Linked DNA regions of Mus musculus: region 1 is linked to region 2. Evidence: chromatin loops called from intact Hi-C (ENCODE). Cell type or tissue: heart. All regions are shown on one strand.

Region 1 (8,000 bases), 890 kb before region 2:
TTGTGATGCTGCTTATAATACAACAAAATACCTTTTGTTAAAAGTCATTCAAGGGGGTGGGGACTAGAGAGATGGCTCAGTGGTTAAGAGCACTGGCTGCTCTTCCAAAGGTCCTGAGTTCAATTCTCAGCAACTATAGGATAGCTCACAACCATAGGTAATGGGATCCTATGCCCTCTTCTGGCGCGTCTGAAGAGAGCAAGAGTGTACTCATATACATGAATAAATCTTTAAAAAAAAAAGAAGTCAGTCAAGGATGAGTGTAGTACCTTCTATGCTACAGGGAAAGCCTTTAATCTTCCTGGTGTGGGGAAAAGATAAAGTAATGCCCTAATACTATGGCTATTTTTACATTTTTATGTGTGGCTATACAGGGGACAAACAGGAAATGAGCTGTGAATCAGGTAAATGGGAAGAACCTAATACAAATGAGAAGCTGTTCTCTAAATCAAAAGGAGTCTGGCATAGTCGTACCCAAAAGCAAAGGGTAGAAAAGCTATAGAGACATGTTTCAAGGAGAGCCTGGAGCAAGGGCATGCTACCTCATTCTACCAGGGATTACACTAGTGGCTCTCATGCTATGGATTGTAACCCCTTTGGCAAACCTCTATCTCCGAAAGTATTTCCATTATGATTCATAACAGTAGCAAAATTATAATTATGAAATAGCAATGGAAATAACTTTATGGCTGGGGTCACCACAATAATGAGGAATTATATTAAAGGGTCACAGCATTAGGAAGGTTGAGAACCACTGGATTCGCCAAAGTGAAAATGCACTATCTCCTACATTAATGTCAACTAGTAGTTACTGTTTAGCCGACGGCACTGAAGATACTGCAGGTGGCAAAGGGCTTTGCTTACTGGATAGGGCAGCAGACTTGGTAAGCCTTCCAAATACCAAACTTCCACAATGCACCAAAACCCGTAAGGTTCCCCTCCAACCTCCCCTATCATTAAGTGTATGAACAACTGTTTCTGCTACTGGCATAGGTAAATTCCTGGCAAATTCTAGTCACACAAATCAGCCAAAGCACATCTCCAAGGACTGGAGCCCAGGCCCTCGGCTAGCTTCTTACTGAGGTGTTCAACCACAGCCCTCAAGTCGTGGCATGTTTAACAAGATACAGTTGCACCTGCTTGCCGTCAGGCAGATCAGCAGGAGTGTGAGGCCAGCCTGGGCCATGTGTCTCCTTTCTATCCTCCACACCTTGACTAAGTTCCACCTAATCCAGGATAGCTCCAACTCTACACAGCCAAGGATTGCCATAGGATCCTGATTCTCCTGACTCCACCTCTTAAGTGTGTGCTCCTACCTTTAACTTTGTAGCAATCTTCTTTGTTCTCCCAATGCTGAGATTACAGGGAGAAACCATCCCTGACTAAAACAGCATGTTTCAAGACAGCAACTTAAAAACTTGATATCCAACATCATTGCTGCAAACTAGTTGTCCTTTTTAGCAGCTGCTTGGTCCAGAATAGAAATGCATTATATGCCTACAGTTCATAAGGTAGGTTTTTCTCTAAGAACAATGAATATTCACAATTTCTTCCAGTACAAACATTTTCTTCCAAACTGGGAAGACTCCTTATGAGAAATACACGTGACTTCATTCTGCCAGAAAGATAATTTAAGCAGCTGTGTGGGTTTTTTTTTGTTGTTGTTGTTGTTGAGGTTTTTTTTTTTTTAATTAGGTATTTTCCTCGTTTACATTTTCAATGCTATCCCAAAAGTCCCCCATACCCACCCCCCCAACCCCCTACCCACCCACTCCCCCTTTTTGGCTCTGGCGTTCCCCTGTACTGGGGCATATAAAGTTTGCAAGTCCAATGGGCCTCTCTTTCCAGTGATGGCTGACTAGGCCATCTTTTGATACATATGCAGCTAGAGTCAAGAGCTCCGGGGTACTGGTTAGTTCATATTGTTGTTACACCTATAGGGTTACAGTTCCCTTTAGCTCCTTGGGTAATTTCTCTAGCTCCTCCATTGGGGGCCCTGTGATCCATCCAATAGCTGACTGTGAGCATCCACTTCTGTGTTTGCTAGGCCCCGGCATAGTCTCACAAGAGAGAGCTATATCTGGGTCCTTTCAGCAAAATCTTGCTAGTGTATGCAATGGTGTCAGCTTTTGGAAGCTGATTATGGGATGGATCCCTGCATATGGCAGTCTCTAGATGGTCCATCCTTTCGTCACAGCTCCAAACTTTGTCTCTGTAACTCCTTCCATGGGTGTTTTGTTCTTTTTATTGTTGTTGTTGTTCATTGTTGGGTGGGGTTTGCTACCTTTTTTTTTTTTTGTCTCCAACACACAGTATGGGACATCTGTTCTCACTCAACCTGTGGGTCGTAACCACTTTGGTATACCTCTATCTCCAAAAATATTTACATTATAATTTATGACAGTAGCAAAATTACAGTTATAAAGTAGCAAAGAAAATAATTATGATTATGTAACATGCCAAGAGAAACTGTATTAAAAGGTCGCAACAACAACAACAAAATTAAGCCAGGCAGTGGTGGTACATGCCTTTAATCCCGGCACTTGGGAGACAGAGGCAAGTGGATTTCTGAGTTTGAGGCCAGCCTGGTCTACAGAGTGAATTCCAGGACAGCCAGGGCTACACAGAGAAACCCTGTCTTGAAAAACCAAAACAACAACAAAAAAGAGGGGGAAAAAAAAGGTCCCAGCATTAGGAAGGTTGAGAACCACTGGTCTGAGAGATTTCAGAGTACAATAACTACTGTCCTGATTTACTAATCGGGCAAATAATCCCATGTATTTAGTAAATGTCTAGAGTAATTTCACAGGGAAGGTGGGTTCCACTATCACTTCAAATTTAGTATCTCTAAAATCAAAATGTCCTACCTCTTGCCCCTTGACTTTCAAAGCAACTATTTTTGGCAATTACTCCCACTAGCTTTAAGGAAAAGCTCCATAACTAACCATAACAATTTTTGCTAATTTATGACAAAAACAATCTTACAGTTCCCCCAATTTAAAGCATCCTACACCATCCACTTCCCTAAGGAATGAGATGTTTACAATATACATAGTAACTGGAGTTTTCTATTACTGCCTTAATGAACTATCAAGAACTTAATGGCTTAAACCCAACTTTATTATTTTGTAGTTGTGGAAGTCACAAGTCTGACACTGGACTCCCTAGAGTAAAATCAAGGCGTCACCAGGAAAACAAAACCAAAAGATTTAGGACCTCAATTCCAGGAACTGCCACTCAAACGGAAACTCCTTTTTCCTGAAACACACAAGGGAGATTATTTCCACTGCACTCTGTGTGAATGTTCCCTCCCGTGCAGCATGTGCACAGAAGTGCATACATGACTATATATGTACACACATATAATTAGTGCCAATTACTTTAAGGGCTTCTGAGATACAATAAAGACAATGATTACTACATATTGGCAACACATATCCCCAATAGAAAAAAGCAAGCTTCTTTGTCATTGTAAATAATGAAGCAGTTCAGTTACTGAACCATAGTGATTTCATGCCATTTTTTTAGAGCTAAGTCCATTTCAGAATCAGCTATTATACACAGATATCTATACAAATCATTGTAAAAACAAAAGGTCTTTTAATTTATCTGGTTCACAAAAGAACAAGTTCAAATCATTTTGTATAGGAAAGAAAACCAACCCCATTAAAATAACTTAGACGTATTTAAAAGTAACTCTTTTAAGATAGGTTTTACAATGCTTGTAAAACCAGAGACAACTGCATGCTTTTCTTGACACTAACATCCTACTGATTACCTTTGTGTTCCAAAATCTGACCATTTGTTTGAATATGAACATTAAGATTGTTAAACTGCCTCTAGAAGCTGGGGCTGTCGTCAGCTGGTGGAGTCCTTGGGTGAAGTCTCCAGTGTCATATAAACCATGCCTGCAATCTCAACACTCGCGAAGTGGACGCAGCAAACTAGGAAACTGAAAATCATGCTCAGCTTCACAGTACGTCAAGGCCAGCCTGAGACTCTTTCTAAAAACCACAAAGCACATACATACATACATACATGCAATCTAATCAACAAGAAACAATGATGAGCTGGATATGGTAATCTATACGCCTATAAACACAACACAGACCACAAACAGGAAAACTGTGAGTCTGAGTGTTAGGAGTGCAAGCCTAGACTATACAGTAAGGCTAAGGCTGTACACAAACACACACACACACACACACACACACACACACACACACAGACACATACATCACACAGAGAACACATACAGAAGCACACACACAGACGCATACATAGAAGAACACACACATGGAAGCACACACACTCATAGAAACAGAGAAGCATACATAGAAAACACACACACACATAGAAGCACACACAGAAGCATACATAGAACATGAACACACACACATAGAATATATTGATGAAAACTGCTGGGCTGGAGAGATGCAAGAGCACTGACAGCTCTTCTGAAGTGAAAATCCCAGCAACCATATAGTGGCTCACAACTATCCATAACGGGATCTGACGCCCTCTTCTGGTGTGTCTGAAGACAGCTACAATGTACTTACATATAACAATAAATAAATAAATAAATAAATAAATCTTTAAAAAGAAAAGAAAACTGCAAGTCATTGGGCTAAAGTAAACTGTCCTCCCAAATACCATACATAAACCAGTTTTTGAAGGTAAAGAATTTCTAAATATTTCCTTCTACTAAACTTATATCAAGATACAATGGTACCTACCTATTGGCAATGAACACAGAACATTGAATGATCCATTTACCTGTGCCTCCACAGCCAACAGCTAAAAGCACCAAGCAGCTGACCATGCATGTGCAGAAATTCTCCTGCTGTCATCTGAAGGCCTCAGCACAGCCTGGACTCCAAAAGCACCATTTCCTCTTATATAAAGCTCCACACCAAAGAAAAATTCAAGTGCTCAGTTTTCCCAGTTCTATCACCATAACTATTTGACTTGCAGGGGAACTAAGGTAACAAAGGTCCCTACAATTACCTGGCATGCTACCTGTGGACAGTCAGCAATATTGCTCCAATCCCCTGTGACTTCTTGATACTTTTAATACTTTTTCAAAGACTCCTAGCCAGCACACTATTTGGAAGCAAAAACAAACAAATGCCCTTTGATTTATTATGTTATTTTTAATGTCTAATAAGATATAAGTGACTATAAGAAAAGCAAAGAAGCCAGGCATGATCCCAGCATTTGAGAGACAGAGGCGGGTGATCTCTATGAGGTCAAAGCCAGCCTGGTCTACACAAGGAGTTCCAGTCAAGCCAGAACTTCAGTGAGACCCTGTATCAAAAGAAGAAAACAAAGAACAGAGGTTCAAAACACATAAGCACAAATGAACTCCATGTAAAGCAAACAAACAACAAAGAACTAAACCATAATGGCCAAATCTAGACACATATTCATGATACCCTGAATGAGGAACAAATGGCATAGGTAAAAACTTTTACAAAGTAGCTTTTATGGGCTGGGAAGATAGCTCAGTGTGATAGCTCAGTGTGATGGTTAGTATATTCTTGGACCAGGGAGTGGCACCTTTTGGAGGTGTGGCCTTGTTGGAATTGGTGTGACCTGGTTAAAGTAAGTGTATCACTGTGAATGTGGGCATAAGATCCTCACCCTAGTTGCCTGGAAGTCAGTCTTCCACTAGCAGCCTTTGGATGAAGACATAGAACTCTCAGATCCTCCTGCACCATGCCTGGCTGGATGCTGCCATGTTCCCACTTTGATGATAATGGACTGAACCTCTGAATCTGTAAGCCAGCCCCAATTAAATGTTGTTTTTTATAAGACTTGCCTTGGTAAAACCCTAACTACTACACTCAGTTAGAAAAAAAAAAAAAAAAAAAAAAAAAACCTTCCATAGCATGTATGAAGTCGTGAGTCCAGTCCCCAACACCACATAAACAACAAGTGGTAAAGCATACCTATAATGCAGCACCCGCAGAAACAGAGGGAAGAAGATCCCAAGTTCAAGCGCATCCTCTACTACACAGGGAGATTGAAGCCTGCTAGACCTAATACCTTGTCTCAAAAAAGAGTTTCAAAAGCTAAGTTTTTACATCTATCAGAAAAGTATTCAAACTCATATTTATAAAAAAAAAATAAAAACACCCCATAATCCTTATTGAAGAAATCAAACTATTATTATTATGAAAATAGGTATGAAGAAATATATAACTTGGGCTGGGTGGTAGTGATGCATGCCTATAATCCCAGTACTTGGGAGGCAAAGGCAGGTGAATTTCTGAGTTCAAGGATAGCCTGGTCTACAGAGCAAGTTATAAGACATCCAGGAGCTAGGACAACACAGAGAAATCTTGTCTCGCAAAACAAGTTTGGGAGACCTTAAATTACCTGGTATCACCTGACAGACCAGACAAAGAATCTAAGAGAAGCTGTTGTGATTTACATAATTACATTCTACATTTATAACACACTAAGTTGGAAGAAATCAAAGAAATTTCACTAGTTACCTTTGCCAGAGCATCACTGTAGCTATTTGTTTGGAATTTCCTTCACTGAGATAGGGTCTCATGCAGCCTAGGCTGTTCTCAAACTCATTTCATTGTGTGTGTCTGTATGTTACACACACACACACACACACACACACACACATATCATTATTGTTATTTGTATCATTATTTGTAAGTAAAATAATTATTTGTAAGTAAAATCCTGATACTGTTCTTCACTTCCTTGCTATTCAAGAAGACTCTGATGTTATGTATGTGTGGTATATGCATGTGTATGTGCATGTATATATGAAAATGTATGTGGAAGTGTGCGTGCACATGCATGAATAAAATGGCCAGAGGTAAATTTTAAGTGCCGTCTTCAATCCACCCTACTGAGACAGGTCTCTTATGGAACCTGGAGCTTACCAATTCATGTAAACTGGCTGGCCAACAAGCCCCCAGGATGCTCCCTTCAGTCTCCTCCCAGTGCTAAATTAGTAGGGAAGCTATTACTGTCACTGGGTTTTCACTCAGGTTCTGGGAATCTAAATTCACCTCATGCTAGTGTGGCAAGCACTTTGCCAACTGAGTCATCCCTTGAGCCTTTCTCATACTCTTCAGGTGCACAAATACATTGTTCTTGTTTACATATCAAAGCTCGTGCAATGGTTCTGCCAACCCATGAGCAGGGAAAGGCCCACTGAAGAGGAAAGTTCTTTAGCTTTGCTTCTTTCAGTACTTTAAGTCTCCCACTTGAAAATACAGTAACTTTATAATTAAAGCATCGACTGTCACATAAAAGACCACGTGGCCTTGGAGGGCAAGGCGTTTTCTTCATGATACTAATGATACTATTGGGGAGTCTGCTCCCTAAACAGGTTTTGTGTTCAATATACTACAACAGGCTACAACTGTCAGTTTTTCATCAAGATATCAGAGGCAAACTCTGTCAGAACAAAAAGTTATTCCCTACACCTCTTGGAAAGTTAAAGCTATGCCACAACACGGTCTCTGTTTTCAAACCAGCCATCCTGCTTGTACTACATGGTGGTGGGTGGCAAAGAAGGAAACCAGTGTTAGAAAACATGTACAACCCAAATAGGAAATGGGAGAGCCCAGGTGAGCAGGCTCTAATTATCTCTTGCTAGAGCTACCTCTACTGAGAATTACCCAGGCATCACCTGAGCACCACTTTAATGCCTTTCAAGAGCTCCCAGCCACCAGGCACTTCTTAAATTCCTATCACCTCTATCAGTGTCACAGTGGGGACCAACCTACAGCAAGCGCTTGTGGCAAGTTTCTAGTGTTAACAATGTCTAAACACTGAACTACTAAACATGTTCATAGTGGAAAAACTTGTATGGATGGAAAGCCCTTACAGCACACTCTCAATTGTTATAGCTTCTAGCCACGTGATCTCACCCTCCTCACTCATCACCCATGAACCATCATCAGATCAGAAAAGATCAGATCAGAAAAACATCCACTATGGTTCAAAACCACAATACCAGAGAGCAT
Region 2 (8,000 bases):
TCCACCATAATGCCATACATACTATCATGTATCTTACCTGAACTGCATAATATAAAAATAATTTTACACTACGGCACTAACATTCTGGCATCATATCTAATTCATCAAAACTATATAAAATCCATGACTTTAGAGAACATTTTCTAATTGTATATTTTACTTTACAGTGTATATTAACTATGAAACAAAACCCAAATTACCTATAATACTGAATTAGCTTTTACTCTATCAGACCAAGACTATAAACACAGGGCAGTATCAAATGTCATTTGCTGTCACCAAAGGCTATGGGAAGAACAGAATAGTAGTGAATTATAATCTGGATACATATTCTTTGGGCAGCTACTGACCAATTTTTATATGGATAGTGAAGGAAAAACTGATGTCTCAAACAATGAAAACAGATCACTACGTTTTTGTTTTCATAATTACAAGTCAATAATATTAGAATTAAATCCAGCAAAAATCAGTAATCTTAAGGGCACTCATTAAACATCTGAGAAAGCTGAAACTACTAAGTCTCCTTATGACCACTCAAGTTCTGCACACACTTGCAGACTCACTAAACTTAACAGAAGGGTAAAAAGGAAAAGTAATGCTTTTAGGACCTTAGACAATAATCAGTTTTATGATAAGCAAACTACGCTTCCTAGGTCCATAATGCAAAAAGAATTCTAGAGAAATGTGCTAAGTACTATGATTTTATCTAAAAAGTACATTGCATAACCCAACATGCCACAATCTGCTTCTCTAACCTCCTTTCTAAACCAGCAATTGATATTGGTCATTTTTCCTTCTTTAAAATGCCCAAGGGTTATCTAAACACACACATATGAGATATATGTTACTCTAGTTCAGTGTTATTTACAGGTGTACTTTGTAAGATCAATCAACATGTGAGGAACAGATTCGAGTTCAACTGTTTCCCAGACTTGCTATATCGACTGACACTCAACTCTGTGCCTTTACACATGCAGGGTCCATGAGCCATTTTAAAAAAAAACAAAAAAAAAAAACTACAGCTCGGTGTGGTGGCACACGCCTATAATCCCAGCACTCGAGGCAGAGGCAGGTGGATTTCTGAGTTCAAGGCCACCCTGGTCTACAAAGTGAGTTCCAGGACAGCCGGGGCCATACAGAGAAACCCTGTCTTGAAAAACAAACAAACAAACAAAAAAAAAAAACCAAAAAAAATTACTATGCATAAAACTTGAATGTTAGCCGGGCATAGTGGCGCACGCCTTTAATCCCAGCACTTGGGAGGCAGGCGGATTTCTGAGTTCGAGGACAGCCTGGTCTACAGAGTGAGTTCCAGGACAGCCACAGAGAAACCCTGACTCGAGAAAAAAAAAAAAAAAGCAAAAAACAAAAACCAAACAAACAAAAAAACTTGAATGTCTACAGAATGCCTCTTCCTACTACTACCCCTCAATCCTGGCATTCTATCTTCAGTAACCTCTCATGGAATATGCCTTTAATCAGAGCCTTCCATATTTTTTATTTCTTCTCTCTCTCATACCTCCAAATGGGTCCTTTTGTCAAGTAGACATAGCTTCTTAAATTCTCAAGACAATAAGACACCTTATCCAAAATTTCAAACCCACCCTCCAATAGAGACACACACTTCTTAATCTTGGCTTGCTTCTATGTTCACTTATGTTCTCACTTTTCTTCTGAATGATAAGAGACTGGAGTTTGCCTGCTGCTGAATAATTAATTACCAAGGCATCACTAATGAATACTTACCACAGCTTACTCTGAGATGTGTCAAGTCTTGGCAAAAGGGGGCCAAGAGCTGAAGGTCAACCTCAACTACAATGTACACCTCTAAGCAAAGCTCTCTTAATCAGGTAGTCGTTGAAACATTTTCCTCTCAGGTCTAACAGTGGCTCAGGGATATTACACCTTACAGAGCATGCTGGAAACTGAGTTTTAGTCCTAGCAGTACACACTAACAAGGCAAGAAACAAAACAAATAAACAAAAACAACTGGGGGAGACACCAGTCCTTTCATCTTTTGTCCTTTGGCTTTTACAGATCTATGTGTAAAGTCAATCTGCTGTGCATTCAAACCCTGATGTTTGCCATAAAGAGTGCTGCCTGTTCCCTCCATCTCCCCCCACCCCAAGAGAACCCTCTTCTCTCCAGGCAGAGGGCTGCTTCATTGTCTTCCCTAACTCAAAATAAAACAAAATTTTTAAATTTTGCCTAAGTCCACTAACCAATTACATTAATAAGATTTATCAATGTAAATGCTACATTATGGGCCTGACACACCCATGGCATAACTATGTAAATACCATTTATTTTGTTTTTCTTTTTTCAAGACATGTTCTCGCTATGATTCCCAAGACCACCTTAACTTACTGAGTAACTCAAATAACTTAAAGCCATCTTTCTGTCTCAGCCTCCTGGAATGTTGAGATGAATATAGCAGCTACCTTCTAAGCCTTGGCTAACGTTTAAAACAGATATAAATGCTAAAAAACATAACAAAAACTTAATTGGAAAGCGATGATTTGCGTTGTATTTGGTAATAAGACTAAATAAAATATTTCACACATAACAAGTCCATTTATAGATCCCCTCCCCCAAAAAGAAAAACCACCTACTGAAATACAGTACCAACATTTGACTAGGAACACAGATTGGTTCATTTTTAGGCTGCTTCTAAACTGCTTGCTAGCTTTGCAAACCCTCAGATAAGTAAGTCTCACCAATTCTTTACAGAAAATGGTTAGCAAAATGTATAAATTTTAACGCTCATAATAGACTTGTCAACATCCGCACCCAACTGAATGTCTTGCAGGGACTCTATCAATAAGTGAGTCCACGAGTGTTCCGTGGCATCAGTCCTATGTACCAGTTCATGGAATGATCACATTTTAAAGACTCATGACGGAAGGGACAGGATTACGAAACCATAAACAGTCACCATAGCACATCCACCACTCTGTAGAGAAAGTACTGACAGCACGTTCGAAAGCTGTCATTTGTACCAAGTTTTGGTACTCCCATAAGCCCCCACCCCAAATCCATCTGCGGGGCGAGCGAGGCTGAGTCATTCCAAGGAGTAACTTTACACCGATGCTTGCACTCCGGGGTCGGGACAAAGGCATCACCTCTAGGTTCCTCCCGTCAGGGCACTCCGGCCCTGGCCCAAACCCTCTCCGGTTTCCCGAGCCCGACACTCCAGTGCACCGAGCCCTGGAGACGGAGGCCGCGATTCAGGCCTCGGGTGAGCACCGGCGTCCTGCCGCTCCCGCGATCCTGTCAGCGGCCAGCGGGCCTCAGGGTCCCCGTAGGACTGCCGCGGCGACCCTCCGAGCCGGCGCCGCCAGACGCTCCGGCGAACCCGTCAGGTGCTGAGCGGCCGGGCCAAGCCCGCCGCCAGATGGGAGCAGGGGCGGCACTTACCCGGCAGCGCCTCCTCCGCCCGCGGCAGCAACACAGCCGGCGGCCCTCCGCACCATCTTCTGCCGCCGCCCTGGCCTCGGCGGCGGCTATCAACCGCCCCTGCGGCGCCGCCAACCGACACAACCGTCGGCGCCCAGCCGCCGAGTACCCGGCGAGGCCCGGAAGGATGGGAGTCGGGCGCAGCCGCTGCTCCGGCCCCTCGGCTCCGCGCGGGGACCCGAGTCCGCCGGCCGAGGCACTGAGAGCTTGGCAGGGCTGGGTCGCGGCCGCCGTGGGGTTTGTTATTGTCGACTCGGCCTTTCCGCCGCAGAGCACGCCGGGAAACAGCCAGCCGGGGGAGGGGTGACTCAGGTGTCTGCGCAGATCCGGAAGTCGCTGGGCTGGCCGGACGGGCGCGGCTCGGTCGGCGAGCGTAGTCCCTGGCTGGCAACTTGTCTGTCCTTCCCTGACCCTGGAAGGTATTTCGGTGCTTGCCTTGGACGGCCCCAAGGTGAGCGTGACCTTCTGGCCGCGGCAGACCGACCTCGCCAAACCTGGGGCAGCCCCAACAGGGGAACCGGAGGCTGACGAGTGAGCACCAGCACAGATCTGGGGCCCTCATCTGCTGCCCCGAAATCAGCCGACTGTCACCTGGGCCACTCGTACCGGGACTGCCAGAATGGCAGGCTACTCGGAAAGTATGCCTGGCATCTTTGCAAGGGTGGGGCGGCCCAGAGTCAGACCAGGTAAGTAAAGAGCACGTCCAGAAGAGGAACCGAAGCAAAGTGGACTGTACTGTAAGCGGCACGACCGAACAATACTGAGGTCGATAATAGGTCAACAGCATCAAGATTAGAGAAGAGAATGTCAGCTTATGAGAACATTACATTTGTATTCGGGCTTAGGCAAGGACTTGAAACTACAAAACTTGAGTTTGATGAGAAGATGTTTGTTACAAGCAGGCTCATCAATTATGTGACGTAAACACGTATTAAATTACTATTCCCAGGAATATCTGATAGAGGTAAAAGTTTAGGAATGGTCTCTCTAAGCCAACAGTTAGCGGTTCCCGACAAAATGAGACATAAGGGGTATTAAACTGATTGAGATCTGCAGTTCTTTATTGTGATAGACACTGGAAAAACAGTAGTTGTGTTTTAAGAGTTGTTTAGAAAGGAGCTTGTTGCTTATCTCACTTTGTTTTTAACTTTGCACTTCTGCCATATCCCAGAAAAATCTTGTATGCACACTGTTATACATATTGAGTATTTTTTAAACTGGAATTTTAGTACATTACACCAGCAAATAAAGCAAAAATGGAAAAAGAACAAGCACTCAATTTTTGTGCACCAGGGGAAGTAGTGAATTGGCAAGACTAAAGAGAAGAAAAATTGTTAGTATATTAACAAATGTAAGCTATATTGCAGTCTAGCTAGAACAATGAAGATCAAAGCTGGCCGGGTGGTGCACATACCTTTAATCCCTTCTCTCAGAAGCTGAGGCCTGCTCTACAGAATGAGCTTCAGGGAGCCAAGGCTACACAGAAAAAGGAAAATCAGGGCCGGTGAGATGGCCCAGAGGGTAAGGAGATCTACTGACTACCAAAACTGACAACCTGAGTTTCATCCTAGGACTGACGTCGTGGGAGGAGAGAACCACTCCTTGAAGTTCACACACACTAAAAAGAGCACCAAAGAGCTGTGTTTCCTCACAGTTAATAAGTACCATTGAATAGCAGAAATGTACTCCAGTTTCAAGTGTTAAAGTACCACTTGTCATGTTGTATACGTGGCCCAAACTTCTCTGGGAAACTGTTAATACAAATGTCTGTTACTTTATACTCTGAAGTGAATGTTTAGAGTTTATATGCATCTCAAATTATTTAGTAAGACTAAAGTGAAAATATGTTATATGAATTTTGCTAAGCAACATAGATAAATGTTAATAATCATGCATATCCATAAGTTTTCTGTCACAAGCTATTTTTCCTCATCCTCTTGAGCATTCTATTCTCCATAATAAACAAAAACAAACTCCTGCAATACTATGTGAAGCTTCGGGGCTTTTCTCAATGAAACTTCAAACAGATTTACAAGGACCATAGAATGATCTTTCATGGGGAGTGCAGAAACATCATTTCAACTTACTAAAGCATGGGCCGTTCTGCCTTCCCCCTCCTTGTGTTATCTCTATCCTATTGCTTGTAAACTCCTATCCATTTACTGTATTCTTTTTCCCCACTTCTCAATTAGAATATACTGTGGGTGATGTGAAGGTTGGTTTCTGTATAAGACTACTTATTCTTGGCTTCCACTGAATTTTTAATTTAGTATCTGTCAATGTTTCAGTGAATTTTCAAGGAACAACTAAAAGTGCTTTTTACCAAGAACAGAACTGACTCCGTTCCTCCACATGTATGTGTGTACAATCAATTGAATCAAATGTAATTTTTAAAGTGAATTTTTTTTTTTTTTAGTTTTATAACTGGAGGAATTATGCAGTCTGAGTACTACAAATCATTTGAATTTTTAAGTCTCTTTTTCTCAGCTTAAACTTAAGCGTCTTCTAGTCTTTATCAGACATGTCTGTAATTCTGGATCTTTTAAGTGTTTAACATGCTGATTGTAAGCTCTTCTTTAAATATTAACCCCACCCCTGAATAATGATACGCATTCAGTACTAACATTTGTTAGCAGCACCTTACAACTTGCTCAAGCCCTCTTCTTCTGTCTGGCCTTGTATTAGCACTCATTATTTTTCTATCAAGAACCATCCAATTATGTCTCTTCCCTTCCTAAGGATTGTCACTGGTTTTGTTTTGTAGATGGATAAAACTTGAACATAGCACAACATATCTTGTCTGGATTGGGTTTAGGTACCAACTCATCTCACACTATACTTGATTAAATTCTCCTCTGATGAATCTTTAAATTGGATGGATTTTTAAAATTCATAGGACTCTGGAGAGAATGACACAAATTATGAGGCATTTATAGAATACAATAAATTCTGTAAATATTAAATGTTAATATTTAATATCATTAATAACACATTTTAATATTTAAAGCCAAGTAAGTTTCTATGAAAAATTCTTGCCCTCAGATGTCTCAAAGGCCATTCAAACAAAACTGCAAGGATAGTTGCATCTGAGGCAGTAATACTTTCTATTCTTTATTCTCCCAATCCTAGTATTGACCCACCATTGATTTTTATCACTATCTAATAGCTTGAAAAACCATTTGATTCTGTGACAGGAGCCAGATCTTGAGATCCATACTATATTTCGATTTCATACTTCTGGCAGTGCTTGTTATTGTTGATTTTTTAAATGTACTTTTTTATTGAAAATACGAAAGTATTCTTAGATTTGTGTCTCTTGGATTTTACATTACAGTTCTACTTAGCTGTCTTAACTAATCTAGATTTTATCATTTACCCTCAGTTTTACAAATGAGGGATTGATTTATGAAGACCAATCAATACACTTCTAATTAGTGTTCCTTAGTAAAAGGAGTGTAAAAGTAAAACCAGGTGGTGAGTTCTAAGGCCATAACCATACTACACAATCCTGCCCCTTACTTTGGTATCAATTCAAATTAAGGTCTTAAAAGGGTATGAACTTGAAAGTTTAGAAGTAAACCAAGTTTCTCAATGATAGAACTATTTTGTGGGCATAGGGCAGGGAATAGCTCAGTTAATTCACAGGCCATTCTGTGGATGTTATGTTTTTTAAAAATGTATTTTAGTATTCTATTTGGATATTCTCTCTGCATGTATGACGACCATGCACCATGTGCATGCTTCATGCTTAGAGACCAAAAGAGGGCACTGGATCCTCTGGCATTGGAATTACAAAAAGCTGTGGGTGCTGGGACCTGAACATGCTCTTTGGAAGAGCAGCCAATGCTCTAGGTGGCTGAGTCTAGAGCCCACTCTAGCTCCACATTTTCTGATTTTTGACATCTCTGGCTTCCATCACCTGATACTCTTAGCCATAACTGTCTGTCTTCAGACCCCAGGACAAGGAGCTGAAGTGCATATTTTACATACCAAAGCAGACCTGGCCTCCAGCTTCTCCCAGCATCCCTCTGTCCCTATCTGATATACCCTGCCCCCAACCTTGAACTTTCTAGTTTAGGAGCTTGGGCTGTTCTTCCCCCAGAGACTCTTCCCTATATAATCCATACATTTTGCACCACCCTCGCTGGATGTGCTCTTTTTCTTCCCCCTCCCCTCTTTCTCCCTCCTCATGGCTGCAAATCTGCCCATGTATACTTTGGCTTATTTACTAGTGGAGAAATAACTTACTATTGATAATGCCTCTGCAGACACTCTAGTACTCCCAGGACAGAAAAATCAATTCCTTTCCTGATTAACAATTTATATCATGCTACACCATACACCTACTGAAATTGTATTTCAGAAAAAAATTAGAAGACATGGAATCAGCCAGATGGTGGTGGCGCACACCTTTAATCCCAGCACTCGGGAGGCAGAGGCCAGCCTGGTCTACAAAGTGAGTTCAAGGACAGCCAGGGCTATACAGAGAAACCCTGTCTCGAAAAACAAACAAACAAACACACAAAGGCATGGAATCAGACTAC

The links. Peaks named below come from ENCODE experiments on the same cell type or tissue, not always from the same donor. Only the 100,000 strongest peaks of a DNase experiment are listed, where the experiment ranks them.
Region 1: it touches region 2 in a loop (7-fold over the local background); 6 of 42 quality-filtered maps call a loop at or near these places.

Annotation. Positions count from the first base shown.
Region 1 is chr1:7,095,982-7,103,981 of GRCm38, reverse strand. All of the region lies in intron 1 of Pcmtd1 (protein-L-isoaspartate (D-aspartate) O-methyltransferase domain containing 1), which reads right to left. Among named protein-coding and RNA genes, the nearest start is that of Pcmtd1, 11 kb to the right of the region's middle. In heart, no CTCF peak of the experiment used is centred here; a DNase peak (open chromatin) is centred at 3,251.
Region 2 is chr1:6,210,375-6,218,374 of GRCm38, reverse strand. Rb1cc1 (RB1-inducible coiled-coil 1) reads right to left here and starts at 3,713. Exons shown (of 24, transcript NM_009826.4): 1 at 3,418-3,713. 4732440D04Rik (a long non-coding RNA gene) reads left to right here and starts at 1,763. Exons shown (of 2, transcript XR_001778783.2): 1 at 1,763-1,819; 2 at 2,975-8,000. In heart, a CTCF peak has its summit at 3,429; a DNase peak (open chromatin) is centred at 3,744; H3K4me3 peaks cover 3,073 bases; H3K27ac peaks cover 2,294 bases.